Linked DNA regions of Homo sapiens: all the other regions are linked to region 1. Evidence: chromatin contacts called from ENCODE Hi-C or POLR2A ChIA-PET data. All regions are on one chromosome and are shown on one strand. Each heading gives the region's core, a stretch centred on a gene start or an enhancer-like site at or near the end of the contact. The rest is flanking DNA. Distances are from core to core; before and after follow the strand shown.

The links. A loop is a pair of places that touch in the nucleus more often than their neighbours do. ChIA-PET counts read pairs that join two places held with the same protein, here RNA polymerase II (POLR2A). Pooled maps may share reads with other maps.
Region 2: a loop to region 1 is called in a map with no recorded cell type, with 5 times the contacts of the local background. The contact joins two enhancer-like sites. A Hi-C loop is called at or near these places in 2 of 37 single-sample maps with no recorded cell type and 2 of 50 pooled maps. POLR2A ChIA-PET finds 5 or more read pairs at or near these places in 3 of 52 experiments (CD8-positive, alpha-beta memory T cell, GM12878 and WTC11).
Region 3: a pooled map shows a loop between it and region 1 (2.4-fold over the local background). The contact joins two enhancer-like sites. A Hi-C loop is called at or near these places in 2 of 50 pooled maps. POLR2A ChIA-PET finds 5 or more read pairs at or near these places in 4 of 52 experiments (Caco-2, IMR-90, PC-9 and 1 more).

What each region holds. Positions count from the first base shown.
Region 1 is chr20:34,020,973-34,023,587 of GRCh38, forward strand. The region is part of intron 1 of RALY (RALY heterogeneous nuclear ribonucleoprotein); the gene reads left to right. Among named protein-coding and RNA genes, the nearest start is that of MIR4755, 27 kb to the right of the region's middle. Within about 2 kb of position 1,304, at least 5 of the 41 ENCODE cell types and tissues checked have a DNase peak (open chromatin) inside an H3K27ac peak, as active enhancers do; they include GM12878, where a contact is called at or near this core.
Region 2 is chr20:33,776,852-33,779,466 of GRCh38, forward strand. All of the region lies in intron 10 of ZNF341 (zinc finger protein 341), which reads left to right. Among named protein-coding and RNA genes, the nearest start is that of ZNF341-AS1, 33 kb to the right of the region's middle. RefSeq lists a silencer at 1,747-1,796 and enhancers at 1,887-2,176, 2,212-2,506. Within about 2 kb of position 1,325, at least 11 of the 41 ENCODE cell types and tissues checked have a DNase peak (open chromatin) inside an H3K27ac peak, as active enhancers do; they include GM12878, where a contact is called at or near this core.
Region 3 is chr20:33,838,462-33,841,076 of GRCh38, forward strand. All of the region lies in intron 1 of CHMP4B (charged multivesicular body protein 4B), which reads left to right. Among named protein-coding and RNA genes, the nearest start is that of CHMP4B, 28 kb to the left of the region's middle. Within about 2 kb of position 1,335, at least 6 of the 41 ENCODE cell types and tissues checked have a DNase peak (open chromatin) inside an H3K27ac peak, as active enhancers do.

The DNA of each region.
Region 1 (2,615 bases), core at 54-2,553:
TTTTTTTGAGACAGAGTCTCACTCAGTCACCCAGGCTGGAGTGCAGTGGTGCAATCTTGGCTCACTGCAACCTCCGCCTCCGGGGTTCAAGCGATTCTTGTGCCTCAGCTTCCCAAGTAGCTGGGATTACAGGCGTGCACCACCACGCCTGGCTAATTTTTGTATTGTTAGTAGAGATGGGGTTTTGCCATGTTGGCCAGGCTGGTCTTGAACTCCTGACCTCAAGTGATCTACCTGCCTGGACCTCCCAAAGTGCTGGGATTTACAGGCATGAGCCACTGTGCCAGGCTGAAAGTCACCGTCTTAGTCCATTTTGTGCTGCTGTAACAGAATACCATAGACTGAGTCATTTACAAACAATAGAAGTTTGTTTGGCTCATGCTTCTGGAGGCTGGGAAGTCCAAGATCAAGGGGCCGCCCGCATCTGGTGAGGGCCACGTTGCTGCATAAAAACCTGGCAGAAGGCATCACATGGTGAGAGAGAGTGGGAGGGCTGAACTCACTTTTATAATAAACCCACTCTCAAGATAGCAGACACTTTCCTGCAGTAATGACATTAATCCATTCATGAAGGCAGAGCCCTCATGCACTAATGTTGCCTCTCAGAGTCCCCTGTCTCAACATTGTTGCTTTGGGGATTAAGTTTCCAACACATGAGCTTTAGGAGACACATTCAAACCATAGCAGTCATGGCCATAAAAGGATACTTGATACACAGGCAAGTCCTGATTTGCCTTTATTAGCTGCGTGACCTTGGGCCAGTCACTTAACTCAGAAGTTCGGGTGAATATAATAAGTAGAATATGGTGAGTAGAATAAAGAAAAGACTCATCAGTCAGATCTTCCTCAGGAGACGGAACTCTTTTTAAAAAATTTGTTCTTTTAAATTTTTTTATTATTAAAAAAATTTTTTTTAATTTGTTCTTTTAAGTTTTTTTATTATTAAAAAAAAATTTTTTTTTAAATAGAGACGGGTCTTGCTCTGTTGCCCAGGCTGGTCCTCAACTCCTGGCCTCCCAAAGTGATCCTTCCACCTTGGCCTCCCAAAGTGCTGGGATTACAGGCATGAGCCACCACACTCAGCCTTCTCTTTCTTTCCTTTTTTCTTTCTTTCTTTCTTTCTTTTTTTTTTTTTTTAATAAAGACAATGTCTCACTTGGCTGCCCATGCTGGTCTCGAACTCCTGGGCTCAGGTGGTCTCCTGTCTCGGCCTGCCAAACTGCTGGGTTTATAGATGGGAGCCACCATGCACAGCCTGGACAAAGCTCTTATTCTCTTCTCTATACCTTATACCTCACCCCTAGTTTTTAAGTTTGAGGGCCCTCTAGTGGAAAAGACAGATACCGTAGAAAATCTGGATCATAGTATGAGTTGAGAAGTTGGGGATGGGTAGGCAGAAGGTTTTGATCACTCAAAGCAGCTGATGTTGTGGGTGGAGGGGCTTATGATACTTTGAGACACCCTATACCTTTCCCCTCCATAACTGTTGACACTTGTTCTGGCCAGTTTGAACTTGTTTCTGCCCCTCAACTGCCAGAGCACATAAGGCCCCTACGAAACTAAAGGCTGGCTTTATCCCTCAGTCACCTTTACCAAACAGAAACTTTGTAAGTGCCACTTGATGTCCCTATGTGCCTCTCCCTGCCACTCTACTGAGCCTCCTATGCCTCACTTCCTTTTTCCTTCAGCACTGTGCATCTGCCCTGAAGGACGGAAAAAGTACCATCTAGGGAGACCACAGTGGTGAGTTTTAAGCTCATTTCTGCCTTCAGCTTCCTATGTGACCAAAGGCAATTCATTTCATGTCTCTGGCCCTTCTGTAGGCTCCAGTGCAGATTATCTTCAGCCACTTTTTGGGACTTGGGATTTCTTCTCTAAGCCTCCAGCTTCATAGCATAGCATTTTTTCCCCCAAAGTTCCCCTCTCTTTTCAATCTAGAATATTAGTATATGCTCAAAGATCATTTGCTTGAAATTCACTACCTTCACCTGTGAGGAGAGTAGTCGTATCTGTTTTTATTGGTAGAGTTCCAGGAACTGGCAGTCAGTCTGACTGCTAGAGTGGAACAGACCCCGTCAGCAAGGCATGATGTCTCCAGGATGGGCTGTGTAGTTCAGTACAGACAAACTTTTGGCCCTGGGAATCCAAGATACAGTAGAGGAAGAAGGGCCAGGCACTAGTCTAGGCAGTTTACGTAATTTTTTCCCCTCATTTATCTTCACTATTCTGAGGTAGGTGATTTAATCACCATTTTACAAATGTGAGGACTTAAGTTTTAGAGAGTATCATTTGGTAGACAGTGACTGACTCATTGTGGATACAGGAAAACAACTGAATATTTCTTGCTCCCAAGTAGGGAAGAGTGGTAGAAGAGACAGGCAAGTGAACGGTGGTCAAAGCACCAAGGATACCCAGTTTTGGTGGGAGAGCCATGGCTTAAACCTAGGTCTATCTGCTAATTGTTTCTACTATATGCTGCCTTCCTTACAGAGGGGTGGAGAGAGCAGCAAACCCAAGTGGACATCCAGGCTGGCAAGCAGTCTCTGGACAATGGCCATTGGTGGGGAGGCCTGTCCTTGGATTTTGAGTTGGGCTTTAGTTCGAGGGGGTGGGGG
Region 2 (2,615 bases), core at 75-2,574, 240 kb before region 1:
GTCTTACTGTGTTGCCCAGGCTGGTCTTGAACTCCTGGCCTCAAGTGATCCTCCTGCCTGGCCTTCCCAAAGTGCTGGGATTACAGGCGTAAGCCATCACACCTGGCCTGTATTTCCTAAAAACAAGGATAACCTCTTCCATAAGGGCAATATACTATAGTTACCAAAATCAGGAAGTTGGGCTCTGTGCGGTGGCTCATGCCTGTAATCCCAGCACTTTGGGAGGCTGAGGTAGACAGATTGCTTGAGCCCAGAAGTTTGAGACCAACCTGGACTACGTGGCAAAACCCCGTCTTTACCAAAAAAAAAAAAAAAAAAAAAAAGAGGTGGGTATGGTAGCATATGCCTGTGGTCTCAGCTGCTCAGGAGGCTGAGGCAGAAGAATTGCTTTAGCCCGGGAGGTACAGGTTGCAGTGAGCTGAGATCGCACCACTGCACTCCCGCCTGAAGGACAGAGTGAGACCCTATCTCAAAAAAAAAAAAAAAAAAAAAAAAAAATCAGGCCAGGTGCGGTGGCTCACACCTGTAATCCCAACACTTTGGGAGGCTGAGGTGGGCGGATCACCTGAAGTCAGGAGTTCGAGACCAGCCTGGCCAACATGGCGAAATGCCGTATCTACTAAATTATAAAAATTAGCTGGGTGTGGTGGCGGGCACCTGTATTCCCAGTTACTTGGGAGGCTGAGGCAGGAGAATCCCTTGAACCTGGGAGACGGAAGTTGCAGTGAGCCGAGATCGGGCCACTGCACTCCAGCCTGGGTGACAGAGCGAGACTCTTGTCTCAAAAAAAAAAAAAAAGAAGAAAAAGAAATCAGGAAGTTAATATCAGTACAATTCTATTATCTAATTACAGGCCTTACTCAGAATTTTCCAATTGTTCCAATAACATGCTTTAGAGAAAAAGAAAAAAAAGGTTTTTTTGAACCAGAATCACATGTTGAATTCAGTTGTCATGTCTCTCTCGTCTCTCTTGTGTCCTATAAGCTGGAACAGTTCCTCCTTCTGTCTTTGTCTTCGAGACCTTGATATTTCTGAAGAGTATAGACAGGTTATTCTGTAGAATGTCCTCAGTTTGGGTTTGCCTGATTTTACCCTATGATTAAATTCAGGTCATGCACTTTTGTCAGGAATGTCACAACAAATACTGTGTCCTCCTCCGTGTGTCATATCAGGAGGCATGTGATGTTGATTTGCTCTATTACTGGTGATGTTACCTTGGATGACTTAATTCAGGTGCTGTTTCTGGCAGGAGATTTTAATTTTCCTGGCTATTGGTAAACAATCTCTGACACAAATCTATGTCTCCCCCAAACCCAGCCCCTGAAGCATGTGAGATTCTGTCCTTTCCCATCTCACCAGCTAGTTAAGTCTCTGCCCTCCTGGTACCTCTGCTCCCACCCCACCTTCCCTTTCTTGCTGCCTGGAGGCATTTAGTATGTGGCTTCTTTCTTTTTCTTTTCTTTTTTTATTTTTTTTGAGACAGAGTCTCTCTCCGTCACCCAGGCTGAAGTGCAGTGGCATGATCTTGGCTCACCGCAACCTCTGCCCTCCTGGGTTCAAGTGATTCTTGTGCCTCAGCCTCCTGAGTAGCTGGGATTACAGGTGTGAGCCACCACACCTGGCTAATTTTTGTATTTTTAGTAAAGACGGCATTTCTCCATGTTGGCCAGGTTGGTCTCGAACTCCTGACCTTAAGTGATCCGCCCACCTCGGCCTCCCAAAGTGCTGGGATTACAGGCATGAGCCACCGCGCCTGGCTAGTGTGTGGTTTCAGAGTGCGCCTGGCTAGTGTGTAGTTTCAGAGTGCGGTCTATGGGGCTCCCCTGGGCCCTTCGCAGGTGCAGCCTGCCTGGGGTTTCCCACAGGCAGTACTCTACACAGCCTGCCTTTTGGTTTTTGCTTTGAATTGTTCACCTACCTGTGACATTCCTCACTGATAACTCATTGTAAATAGGTCAATATGCTGGCAAATGTTTTCTTTTTTCTTTTCTTTTTTTGTCTGATAATACCCTTTCTTCCTTAGCTGGCACATGTTTTCATGATGGGGAGATGGTGGTGTCTTTTCTCCCTTCAGAGTGGTTGGTGGCCTGAGACTGCTGTTGTGAGGACATGTTTATGAGCTGTTTGGCACAGTTGTGTTTTTTGACTCTGTATTAGGCCATTCTTGCACTGCTATAAAGAAATACCTGAGACTGGGTAATTTATAAGAAAAGAGGCTTATTTGACTCACGGTTCAGCAGGCTGTACAGGAAGCATAGTGTCTGAGCTAGCAGATCTGCCACTGGGGAGGCCTCAGGAGGCTTTTACTCATGGCAGGAGGAGAAGGGGAAGTAGACATGTCACATGGCCAGAGCAGGAGCCAGATAGAGAGAGAGGGAGGCGCCATACACTTTTAAACAGCTAGATCTCATGAGAACTCACTCACTATCCTGAGGACTGCACCAAGGGGATGGTCCTAAACCATTCATGAGAAATCCACCCCCATGATCCAATCACCTCCCACCAGAACTCACCTCCAGCACTGGGGATTATAGTTCAACATGAGATTTAGGTGGGGACACAGATACAAACTATGTCAGACTCTGTGACAATCTCCCTTTTTTTTTTTTTTTTTT
Region 3 (2,615 bases), core at 85-2,584, 180 kb before region 1:
CTCAGTGTTGCCAGATACTCCATCTTTACAAAAGGAAGCCAAAAATCTGGATTTTTATGTGTAATATGTAATATTCAAATTTACGTATTAAGACACGACTTAAGACATGGGACAAATGAAGACATATCTGTGGGCTGCATGGGTGCTCAGTTTTAGCCTCTGATCGCTGTTTAAATGAAATTCTGCAGCCTGGCTGGTGTCTAGGAAAGAACTTTGGCCTTGGATTGCAGGGCACAGGCTGAATGACTATGGCCCTCACTAACCAGGGGGAGGTCACTTTCCTTCCCAGTATCCTGGTTTCCCCCTCCTGGCTCTGAGTTATCTTGATCACCAAGAGCTACTCCAGGGCTGCCTGCTGGGTCTAGGAAGTGAAACCCCTTCTCTTCCTGATCAGCTGCCCTTTGGGGAGCAGGAGGAGGCAGCCCAGATAGGCCTTGCAGGGTTCCCTTTGGTGACCCTGACTCCCGTGGCCATTTCTCTCCTTCCTTATGCCCTGGGCCACGCCTGCTGACCCAGTCTGGAATAATCTGCTGCTTACTTTGGGTCTCTGCTACTTCCCTCCAGGTATAGTCACAGGGGAGGTCCTAGGCTCATTGTCCCTAATAATAATCCCCTGACCCTTTGGTTTTAGGGTTCTAGCAATTCCAGTGTGGGTTGACACAGGAAAAAAGTGGGCAAGTGACAGAGGTTCTTGTAGCTTTGGTCCCTGGGTCCTCCAGAATGTGGAGGAAAGGCTGTCTTAGGACCTGGGAAAAGATCTGGAAGCCATTATAGGGTGAGAGGACGGGGGCACCCACAAATGAGGAAATGGCAGGGTCAAGTTGGGCGTTATGGAGTGCCCCTCCCTTCTCCCTGTCTCAGTGCTGTTAGGGGCACAAAGATGGAGGTTCCACCCTGGAGGAGCTTATGGTTTAGGGTAGACGTGAGGGAAGAAGACATTTATTCTTTAAAACAGAAAAAAAGCTCACAGCAAACTTTCCAGCTATGTAGAGTCATCGACCTAAGTGTAGAGAGGATGGTAATAATGGTTGGATTTTTATCCCATGTGTTTTTAACCAATTTAAAATCTACTAGAAAAAAAATTTTTTTCCAGGTAGAGGTTTTTACTGCATACCATCTGGACTGTCGCTAGTGGACAGTTTGTGGGCAGAACAGGCAGCCCGCTGAATGCCCTTGGTGCCAGACTGCTGCTAACTTGTGGGGTCCATGGGGAGGGGAAGGCCTTCAGGGCTTTCAGATCCCCAGGCTCAGGCAGAAGCAGGCCCAGCTGCCTGCTTGGTGCGGGGTAGACGCTCTTCTGCAAAGAAAGAACATGCCCTTTGCAGATAGGCAGCTTGGCTTTGATCCCAGGCCTGCCACTGCCTAACTGTATGACTTGGGCAGGTGATAAACTCTTTGAGCCTCAATACCCTGGCCTTTCAAGTGGTACAGTAACAGTACCTACCTCATAGATAGGTTGTTGGGAAGAACTAGTGAGCATGGAAAGTATCAATTTTTCATTGCCATGAAAGCACCAATCATGGCACCCAGGAAGCTTCTCATAAATGTTAGCTGCTGTTATATATTAACTTTTTCTCCACCATGCCATAACTGTATACTCTTTCTTAGACATACTGGGCTAGGAAAGGGGACAGGATACCACTGCGTGGTGGCAGGCGCCTGTAATCCCAGCTCCTTGGGAGGCTGAGGCAGGAGAATTACTTGAACCCGGGAGGCAGAGGTTGCAGTAAGCGGAGATCGCGCCACTGCACTCTAGCCTGGGTGACAGTGTAAGACTCCATCTCAAAAAAAAAAAAGGGGGGGGACAGGACAGGGACAAGAAGATGCAGAGATCCCCAGAGACAATGTTGGACACAGGCAAGGAAAGAGAGGCGGGGGGGAAACAGGCAAGACGGAGGAGAGAATGCTCATATTCATCAAGTGTTTGCATAGTGATTATCTTTCTCGTCTGTCCTTAGGGTAGTGGTTTCACCCCCATCTTGCATCTGACAAACATGTTCAGAGATGTGAAATAACTTACCTGACACCCACCTTCAGGGCTGGGATTCTGGCCTGGTCTACTGATACCAAGCCTCATATTCTTTTCTTTGTGCCCCAGTGCTGGCCAGCATCAGCCAAGGGCAGGGGTTGATGAAGCTGGCATTGGCCAAATGATCAGGTGGTTTTAAATTGGTTTCTCCCAAGCTGTGTTTTACAGATGTTGGTGTGTGTCTTGTTGGTTTTTCTTGTCTTTTCTTTCCTTTCTTTTTTTTGGTGAGCCAGTTAGGTGTCGGTGTTTTCTTCCTATCAAAATAGGATCTGGGAAGTCCTGCAGTAAGTAATACCAGTGACCAACATTTACATGTCATGCCCTGTGCCAGGTGCTTTACATACATACTTCATTTTAATCCTCACAATAACCCTATGAGGTGCGTGTTGTTATCATGAGGGTTATTAGTGAGATTAAGTAATCTACTTGATGGTGGAGGTGAAACTGGAAGCTAGACAACTGGACTCCCTAAATGACCGTTGTAACTTGATGTGATCCAGCATTTCCTAAGCTTGTTTGACTGCAGAGTGTGTTTTATCATGCCTTTTACGGAACACACTTTGTTTGTATTGTTTAAATGATTTGG